Regions from separate parts of the Homo sapiens genome. Here region 2 is linked to region 1. Evidence: chromatin contacts called from ENCODE Hi-C or POLR2A ChIA-PET data. All regions are on one chromosome and are shown on one strand. The core of a region is the stretch at or near the end of the contact, and the rest is flanking DNA. Distances in the headings are between cores, read along the strand shown. Region 1 overlaps UBE2F (ubiquitin conjugating enzyme E2 F (putative)). Region 2 has its middle 10 kb from the start of LINC02610.

Region 1 (4,667 bases), core at 2,130-4,629:
ACTGCTGAGACTCAGGTTAAGAAACTTGCCCAGTTTGCGGGTTTATTGCAGCAAGACAGCCAGACCCACATACTGGGGTAGGACAGGCTCTGTGGGGGCAGATGCGACAAGCAGAAACCAAAGTAGCAGAATAGAAGTGCAAGTCCACAGAAAAGAGAGTTCAAGGAGGCTCTGCGTCTCCATGTCTCCTGCCCTGCTCAGGAACTCACCCTGGAGCTCTCTGCCGGCTCCAGGGCTGACAGAGCCCACTAAGACCTACCAACCTGGGCGCCCCTCCAGCTCCAAGGAAGGAAATATCTTTGGCTGGGTTGACAGGGCCCAGCTGAGGTTCTCTGACCTTGTGCAACCCATCAAGAACAAGAAGGTCTCACAAGGAGAAGGGTCTCACAAGGAGAGGTGCAGAGCCAACGCTTGAGGCTACCATTTCCATCCTCCCCAGGCACTGGTAGCGATTAAGTTTCAGAGTCCAAAGCACTGGCGATAAATGGCAGTAGAACTCAGTGTAACCTCCCCTCTCGTGGCCTTTCCTTCCACTCACCTCAGGGGCTGCAGGCCAGGCTGAGTGGTGAGTAGTTTGGGCTTGTGGTGGAGTTTGTGAGGTGAGGGTAAAGAGAAGGGTGGGCCTGATCTGAGAGAGGTGGCTGTACACACAAAGTGCAACAAGAGTGCCTGATGGTTCATGCTTGTGGGGTCCGCCCCTAGAGTGCTCCTTTGTTTAGCTTGCTTTGTGGGTGGCTTGTTGACCCTGGTGGCAGTCTGGCCTTCTATCCTCTGGGGAGTTATGGCGGAAGTGGTGCTGTGGAGGCTGCTGTGGCTGTTGGAGGGCATGGCAAGGCACTTTGAGGGGTGATAAAGTGAGAATCCTTTCCAGGTGAAATCCAAACTCCCTTTTGGGACTTTGAGAAAAGTAGAGTGTTGGAGTTCAGAAAGATTACTATAGTCAGAACTGTCATCGGGTACTGTGGCTTGTGTAAGGGTGTTATTCACAAGCATCCATAGGTGGTAGAAATTTGTATCAATATGTCTGGGACTTCATGCCATAGGCTGGGTTTCCTGAAGAGGAGGTAGGGAGTTTGTCATGCAGGATCCTTACTAAGGGGTACCTTTGGGACAATACCTGTGGGGTAGGCGAGGGAAGCAACAGCAGGCAGAGGGAGACTCAAGCAGCAAGGAAGGCCCCACGACAGCCTCTGCTTTGGAGCAAGAGCAAGCGCAAGCACAAGCACAGCCCTTCAGAGCTGTCCCCAGTCTGGTGAGATAGTCAGGTTTTCCTGCTCTGCAACTGTCATTCGTTAGATGAGGGTTGCCTGGGACAGGTGTGGTGTGGAGTGCAGGTCTGTGCAGCCACCAAATCCCTGAAAGGGCTGATTGCTGAAGGCTGCCTGCCCACAGCCCTCACTGAGGGGATCTGGGTGCTGCTGCATCACAGCGCCTGGCTCATTGCCTTGCTCACCTGTGATGTGGGCTCTGATGTGGTGCAGATGGCAGTAGGGCTGAGCTTATAGGAGGCAGGAGCTTGTCCCTGGGGAGGGGTGCGAGGAAGGGCCAGTGGTATCTGCACAACAGAGGCCCCTTCTTTTTCTTGGAAGAGTGAGCCCAGTTCTGAACAGTGATGGGAGGCCAGAGTCAGCTCTCCTGGCTCGATTCCAGGTCTCTGGAAACATGTGGCCTGCTTTGGAGTGGCCGGCCATGGGGAGGCCTCCAGATGGCCGCAAGGGCTCCCCGCTCAGCCACACCCACATTTCCTCAGCATCCTCAGTCCAGTTCTGAGGGCACCCTCTGGGCTGGAGCTGGAGTGATGCTTGTAGCTGCATTGCCTGGAGGGTGTAGAATGATGAGTGTTTTGGGCTGCTGTCTCTCCTGACTCCAGAAGCTGGGGTCACTGAGGAGAGAGAGTCAGATCTGCATTTGAGCTGGCCCTGACTTGGGTCCAGGCCTGACTGGAGGGCTGGCCATTGCCAGTGTTGTTGTTGGCATTCCCTGTGAACCTCTGTGTGACTGAGTCCATCAGGGTCTGAGTCCATGGTGCTCCCTACCCCCCAAACACCCCTCAGGGCAGAATTAATTGCTTTCTTACCTGTCTGAAGTTTGGCACTGTTTCCATCTAATAGCTCAATGCCTGTCTGTCTCCCTGTTCTTTCACTTGTTCACCCAACATGCATTGTAGTGCCAGCATACAGTTAGTGACCCCCAAAGACCTCAAGGGTCTCCAGGAGGTCTGACAGGACCCTTTGCCTGTGTCAGTCTTTGTTAAATGTGGGGATTTGGAATTGAGCCATTTCAGGGTCAAGTCTGGAGTTAGGGGAGCTAAAGGGGGTTGATTCTGTGCGTACCCCTTGTCCCAATCAGCCCCTGAGTCCCAGGTGGTTTCTAACCTTCTCTTGTTTTGGCTGATGGGAGCTGGGGCAGTGGGAGGGTCTGGCTGCCCATCTGCCTGAGCTTCCCAGTGTCTAGGATGCAGGGGCCTCTCTCTGTGAGGGTGCCTGTGTCTGCCTGAGCAGTCCAGTCACAGGTGGGACCCCTCACCTTCCTATATGAGGTCTGCAACATGTCCCCATTTCAGTGTTGGGGGAGAAAGAGAAGCATTTACTATTTTCTGGAACCACTGTCTCCAGCGTGTCCTGGCGCGGAAGTCTAGCAGGGCGGGCTCAGGGTGTGGCATGCCACATTGTCAGGGTAGTCACAGCATTTAGCAGTGTGTGCCGCTGGGAGGTTCTGTGCTACAATACATATTTTAAAAACTAGAGCAGTGGCCCAAGGGGAGGATGTAAGGCAGTTGGCCACAGGCTGACCTTTAGATGCTTTGTTGGAGGGTTAAATGCCAGTGGAGCTGCCCCGGGAAACTTGGCAGCCCCTCAGGTGTACCACATAGCCCACTGGGCAGGGAGGACCCTGTGTAAGCATAGATGAGGGCTCAAGTTGACATCATCTGCATTTGTGTTCAAAGTAAGTGGTAGGAGACCTGTGGGCTCCATTCTTAGTGATACCAGGCTCTGCTACAGGGGCTGTGACTGCTTTTCAGAGCTACAGCCTTGCTCCTCCAGAGCCTGGAGGGGACCATGAGCACTGTGGGCCTGCACTCTGTAGTGTGAGGCCTCAGCCCTGGTGGTGCTCTCTCTGGAGGGGCTGAGGCCCTGTGTGTGAGTCGAGTGTCTCCCAGCTGTGAGGCATGCAGAAAAGGTGGATTTGAGGATTTTAATGCATGAAGGCAGTGGGAAGCTAAGAAATAAAGTTCTAGTTCTAGAAATCTGTGAGGCAGTGCTTCAGGTTTAAGGAAGTAATCAGGTCACCTGGAAAGTGGCAGCTGTCTCTACCTAGGTTGAAGGGCTCAGCAGCTCTGCCTAGTGTTGTCTGATGGGGCTTGGAGCTGGCTTTTGCCAAGAGTCCTCTGCCTGTGTGACCAGCCTTTTGTCTTTGTCAGCTTGGGCTGCTGTAACAAAGGACCATAGATGGTTTGGCCTAAACAATAGGCATGTGTTTCCCTTCTGGAGGCTGGAAGGCCACCTTCAAGTTCCTGATGAGAGCTCTCTTCCTGGCTTGCAGATGGCCTCTTCCTGGCTGTGTCTTCACGTGGAGGAGAGAAGGGGAGCTCTGGTCCCTCTTTGTTTTTTGTTTTTGTTTTTTTTAAATAACAGCATGAATCCCATCATGAGGCCTCCACCTCCATGATCTGATCTAAACCTAATTACCTCCAAATACCATCACATTGGGGGTTAGAGCTTCAACATATGAATTTGGGGGTGGAGGGCATAAATTCAGTCCACAGCGCCTTTGGAATGCCTCCTCAGTTCCCAGCTATGTGAAAAGAAACATTCTTGGGTCTTAGAGGAAACTCATAGCAGGGGCACTGCCACCCTGTAGGCAAGTATGCTTATGTGTCCCCCTTTTCCTGAGCACCCCATGTGTGCCCAGCCCCAGTGCCAGGTACTGAGCTCATAGGGCTTGGGCAGATTACATGGCCCCTGCCCACAGGGTATGCAGGGTCAGGGAGCAGGCGGCAAGGAGCCAGCAGGAGCCCTGTGTTAGGGCCAGGGCAGGAGAAGGTGAGTACGTGCTGTGTGGGGGCCTCTGTGGTGATCAGGTGGATTTTGCAATCTGATATTTCAGTGTAGTCACGCTTCAAATGGGTCCTGTGGTTTGATCTTTAGTTAGAAAGGAAAAGAGTCTAATCTATCAGAAGGAAGTTATGCGGCCACGGAATTGTGCAAGCTGTCAGCCAGGTGCCTCCCAGAAATGCCGGGTCACATCTTGAAATGGGCAAGACTTGAGCAGTTTTAAAAGTATCTTCATTTCTCATTACCTTGTAGGTGGGTGGCGTTCTTCAGGTGGTGAGGGTGTACAGAGAAGGGCCACTGCTTTGCCCAGAGGCTGCCAAGCTTTGCTAATAGTCTTACTGCACCTTGACTCTAAGGTGATAACTGTTGATGTTAGTGAATTCTAATTTGCCCTCGTTGGAAGTGCAGCAAAACTTCTTACCATTTGTGACAACTCCCTGAGATGAGCACTGTGGGAGTGTGCCTGGCTTATTTTCTGCCCTGGTGGAACTAAAATGCCAAGCATCTTTATTGAAATCCTGTGCCCCAGGATTGTAGTCCTTGCTTGCACTATCTCTTGGACCAGAAGCCTGTGGGGACTGTGACTGTGGTGGGATCATTGGTAGGCTGGGT
Region 2 (4,346 bases), core at 661-3,160, 240 kb after region 1:
CTGAAAATGACTGAGTCCTCTAATGTTGATATTATCAGAACAGAGTTGTTATCAAAGTCAGCTAACTAAAGGATCTGCTTCAAAACATTAAAGAGAAATTTTACAAGTTTCAGTAACTAGCGAACATAAGTTTGAGCAAAAAAGTGAGAAGATGCCAGCCAGGCACAGTGGCTCATGCCTGTAATCCCAGCACTTTGGGAGGCCAAGGCAGGCGGATCACCTGAGGTCAGGAGTTCAAGACCAACCTGGCCAACATGGTGAAACCCCATCTCTACTAAAAACACAAAAATTAGCTGGGTGTGGTGGCACATGCCTGTAATCCCAGCTACTCAGGAGGCTGAGGCAGGAGAACTGCTTGAACCCGGGAGGCGGAGGTTGCAGTGAGCCAAGATTGTGCCACTGCACTCCAGCCTGGGTGACAAGAGTGAGACTCCATCTCAAAAAAAAAAAAAAAAAAGTGAGAAGATGCCATTTCAAATGAATTGCAATAATTATCCACTGTGGCTGCTACTTTGTCATAAAGTAAAAATGATCTGAATAGAGCACATACTTGAATAGATCACAAAGGAAAAGATTTAGATTTTAGGGAATCTACTTCACACAATGGACATTTCTAGAGTTTTCTTGTTTTCTTTTCTTTTTTTGTTTCAGAAATGGGGCAGTGGGGAGGGGGCATCTCACTAAGTTGCCCAGGCTGGTCTTGAACTCCTGGCCTCAAGGGATCCTCTGCATTGCTGAGATTATAGGCATGAGCCACTGCACCTGACAAAACATTTTTCTTCAATATTCTAATGGCAAATGAATTCATTGTGACTGCTCATGTATTCCAAAAAAAATTGTCCTTATTTTTCATGCATACTTTTCTGCAGCAATGCAATAAAATCAAACTTTTGCAACTAAAGAAAAAAAAAAGTTTCCAAAGATTGGAAACAGTTAAACAGAATTTGTGACCGTGAAAATTTTGTTTTATTGTGAGGCTTTCTTTTTTGTCTTCTTCTGAGACAGAGTCTTTCTCTGTCACCCAGGCTGAATGCAGTGATGCAATCAATCATAGCTCACTGCATCTGTGGCCTCAAACTCCTGGGCTCAAGTGATCCTCCTGTTACAGGATCTTTGGGGTGTCACTTTTGACTGGAAACCTCTGTGGCCGGTGGCACCTTTGCCCGAGTTCTCGTTCTGCATCCAGGAAGAATGAGATACGCAGACAAGCAGAGGGTGAGCACGACAAAGAGGAGCTTTATTGACTGTTAGAACAGCCTGAAGGAGCCCCGCAGCGGGTAGCTCCTCTCTGTAAGCAAGTCGTCCTGTTGAGTGTTCATCTCTCAGCAGAAAGGAAGCCCTGGTGACTCCTCTCTGCAGGGGGATTGTCCCAGTGTCTGCCCAGCTCCTAGCAGAGAAGAGGCCCTGGAGTGGGTTGCTCCTCTCTGCAACCGGTAGTCCCAAGGTCTCTGCAGGTCTCTGAAACTCTCAGCAGAGAGGGTAGCTCCTCTCTGCGGCTTGTTTTCCCATCTGCTCAGCTCTGGTTGAGCCAAGGTTTTTATTGGCCTTAAAGGGGAGGAAGTGCATGCTGATTGGTCCCGGGGCAGCCATGGGCAGCCCGGAGAAAGCATCACAAGTTCCCACTCCAGTGCTCCGGCACTGGCAGCCTGGCCCCCAACCTTCAGGCCCTCCCTGGCCTGAAGGTAGGGCCTCACCAGGGACCCGTCCTCTTTTGCCCAGGAATCTGTCTGCCTTCTGCTGCCGTTCATGGCACCAGGGCTCAGCCCCGACTTTGCTCTGAGATTGGAGCAGGCACCAGGAACAGGGAGAGGCCAGGCACTGGGAGCAGGCACTTCTGGGCCTGTGAGGGGAGGAGGGCCTTCCCGGGCCCCCAAGAGTGCAGGGATGCCTGAGTCTGCAGCCGCGGTTTGGGCAGCCGCCGCTGGGCGGGGAAGGGGCCGGTGAGGTTCCTGCCTGCTCCGTGGAGCGGGAGGCCCGGGTTGGCAGCCACGGTTTGGGCAGCTGCAGCGGCACCGGGGAGCTGCTCCTGCCCCAGCTCAGAAGGGGCAGGGCTCCTGCTGGTCCCCGGCTCCTGGCAGCGGCAGGCCGTCTGGAGCGGCCACTGCATCACTCCCACCTCAGCCTCCCAAGCAGCTGGAATTTCAGGAGTGAGCCACTGCACCTGGCTCATGTGATGCTTTTCTAAAATGAAACTGTCTTTTGAAAATATTCAGATTGACAGTTTAATAAATGATGCTTTGCAGAATACCATAAAATAAGTGAAACAAAAATAGATTATTTTGAGTGATTTTAGATATTACATGTTAGGCAAAAAATATTTTACATCTTAGGGGATCACAAGAAATTACTGGAGGCCCAAATGGTGGCATGTTATTAACTTTAGGTGAATTTATAGCTAACCATAAAAAAAGGGAACCAGGAGCCGTGGCTCATGCCTGAAATCTCACTGTTTTGGGAGGCCAAGGTGAGAGGATCATTTGGGGCCAAGAGTTCCAGATCAGCCTGGGCAACATAGCAAGACCCACTCTAAAAAAAAAAAAAATGCCAGGTATTGTGGTATACACCTCTAGTCCTAGCTATGCAGGAGAATTGCTTGAGCCCAGAAGTTCAAGGTTAAAGTGAGCTATGATCGTGCCACTGCACTCCAGCCTGGGCAACAGAACACAACTCTGTCTCCAAAAGAATAAAATAAAAAAGGATGTTGTGCCTAATAACATTAAAGCAAATGTGTACTGCTACTAGAAAATTATATTTGATTTGAGATATTATCAAGAATGAAAGAAGCAAATACTTTTGCTTCCATTTTTAAAAAGACAGGGTCACATTCTGTCACCCAGGCTGGAGTAATCATAGCTCACTTCAGCTCTGCCTCCTCAAGCAATCCTCTCATCTCAGCCTCCTAAAGCACTAGGATTACAGTCACAAGCCACCACATCTGACACCCTGCTTTTTAAGAAAAATTTAATTTTTTAAAAGAGATGGGGTCTTGTTCTATTTGCCAGGTTTGTCTTGAACTCAACGGCCTCCTGCCTCTGCCTCTCGAAGTCCTGGGATTACAGGCAGAAGCCACCAAGCCCAGCCCCTTACTTTTGATTGTGCACCAGATGTAGCCGATTGTGAACAAGTGTGTCAGACTATGAGCACACCCACATGAAGAATAATGCCATTAACAGTAAAAGAAGTTGCATTGACTTTACAGAAATCAAAGAAAAAACTAGGTCTAGCTTATGAAATTAGAGATTGGAAAAAGGTGTTAACATAAAACACGCTTGTGGCCAGGGATAAGATCATGGAACAACTATGGCAGGTTATACAAGGGTGTATAAGCTACCATGACCCTCCAAAAATGATTATGCCAAATTGTGTCTTCCTCGGCTCATAATTTTTTTTTAAAGAGATAGGGTCTCACTTTGTTGCCCAGGCTGGAGAGCAGTGACATGAACACAGCTCACCACAGCCCCAAACTGCTGTGCTCATAATTGATATGCAAAAATTCTGCTTCTGTGAAATGAAATGTGACGACTTGTTTTAGTGTTGTATGTTTGTGTTTGTGTGTGAATTCAATATTCTTACATCTGTTTAAAAAAACTACATTAAAAACACACACGGATTCCCCGCGGAGATCAAGATCAAATGCAACCAAGGCACTTCACAAACTAAAGATATTTGTAAACACTGAATTTTTTTTTGTTTTTTTTGAGACAGAGTCTTGCTTTGTCGCCCAGGTTAGAGTGCAGAGGTGTGATCACCTAGCTAATTTTTTAATTTTTTGCAGAGACAGGGTCTCACGTTGTTGCCCAGTCTGGTCCCTGAACTCCCAGGCTCAAACAATCTTCTGGTCCTGGCCTCCCAAAGTGTTGGGATTACAGGCATGAGCCACTGCACCCAGCATGAGAAGCTTTTTAATACTACCAGTCACGGTGGCATTTTTTTTTTTTTTTGAGACGGAGTCTCACTCTGTCGCCCAGGCTGGAGTGCAGTGGCGTCATCTCGGCTCCCTGCATGCTCCGCCTCCCGGGTTCATGCCATTCTCCTGCCTCAGCCTCCCGAGTACCTGGGAATACAGGCGCCCACCACCATGCTCGGCTAATTTTCTGTATTTTTAGTCGAGACGGGGTTTCACCGTGTTAGCCAGGATGGTCTCAATCTCCTGACCTCGTGATCCACCCACCTCGGCCTCCCAAAATGCTGGGATTACAGGCATGAGCCACTGTGCCCAGCCACGGTGGCATCTTTAAAAGAAATTTCGGTCAGCTGAAGTTAGTGAAAAATTATTTAAGATCATCACTTGGTCAAGAGAAATTCACATGACAATTCTCTCAACTGAAAAACGAGATAGTAGATTT

The links. A loop is a pair of places that touch in the nucleus more often than their neighbours do. ChIA-PET counts read pairs that join two places held with the same protein, here RNA polymerase II (POLR2A). Pooled maps may share reads with other maps.
Region 2: POLR2A ChIA-PET joins it to region 1 with 12 read pairs in activated CD4-positive, alpha-beta T cell. The contact joins two enhancer-like sites. A Hi-C loop is called at or near these places in 2 of 50 pooled maps. POLR2A ChIA-PET finds 5 or more read pairs at or near these places in 3 of 52 experiments (PC-9, activated CD4-positive, alpha-beta T cell and activated T-cell).

The regions. Positions count from the first base shown.
Region 1 is chr2:237,976,857-237,981,523 of GRCh38, forward strand. The region is part of intron 2 of UBE2F (ubiquitin conjugating enzyme E2 F (putative)); the gene reads left to right. All of the region lies in intron 2 of UBE2F-SCLY (UBE2F-SCLY readthrough (NMD candidate)), which reads left to right. Among named protein-coding and RNA genes, the nearest start is that of UBE2F, 12 kb to the left of the region's middle. Within about 2 kb of position 3,380, at least 2 of the 41 ENCODE cell types and tissues checked have a DNase peak (open chromatin) inside an H3K27ac peak, as active enhancers do.
Region 2 is chr2:238,219,427-238,223,772 of GRCh38, forward strand. No RefSeq gene overlaps it. Among named protein-coding and RNA genes, the nearest start is that of LINC02610, 10 kb to the right of the region's middle. Within about 2 kb of position 1,911, at least 3 of the 41 ENCODE cell types and tissues checked have a DNase peak (open chromatin) inside an H3K27ac peak, as active enhancers do.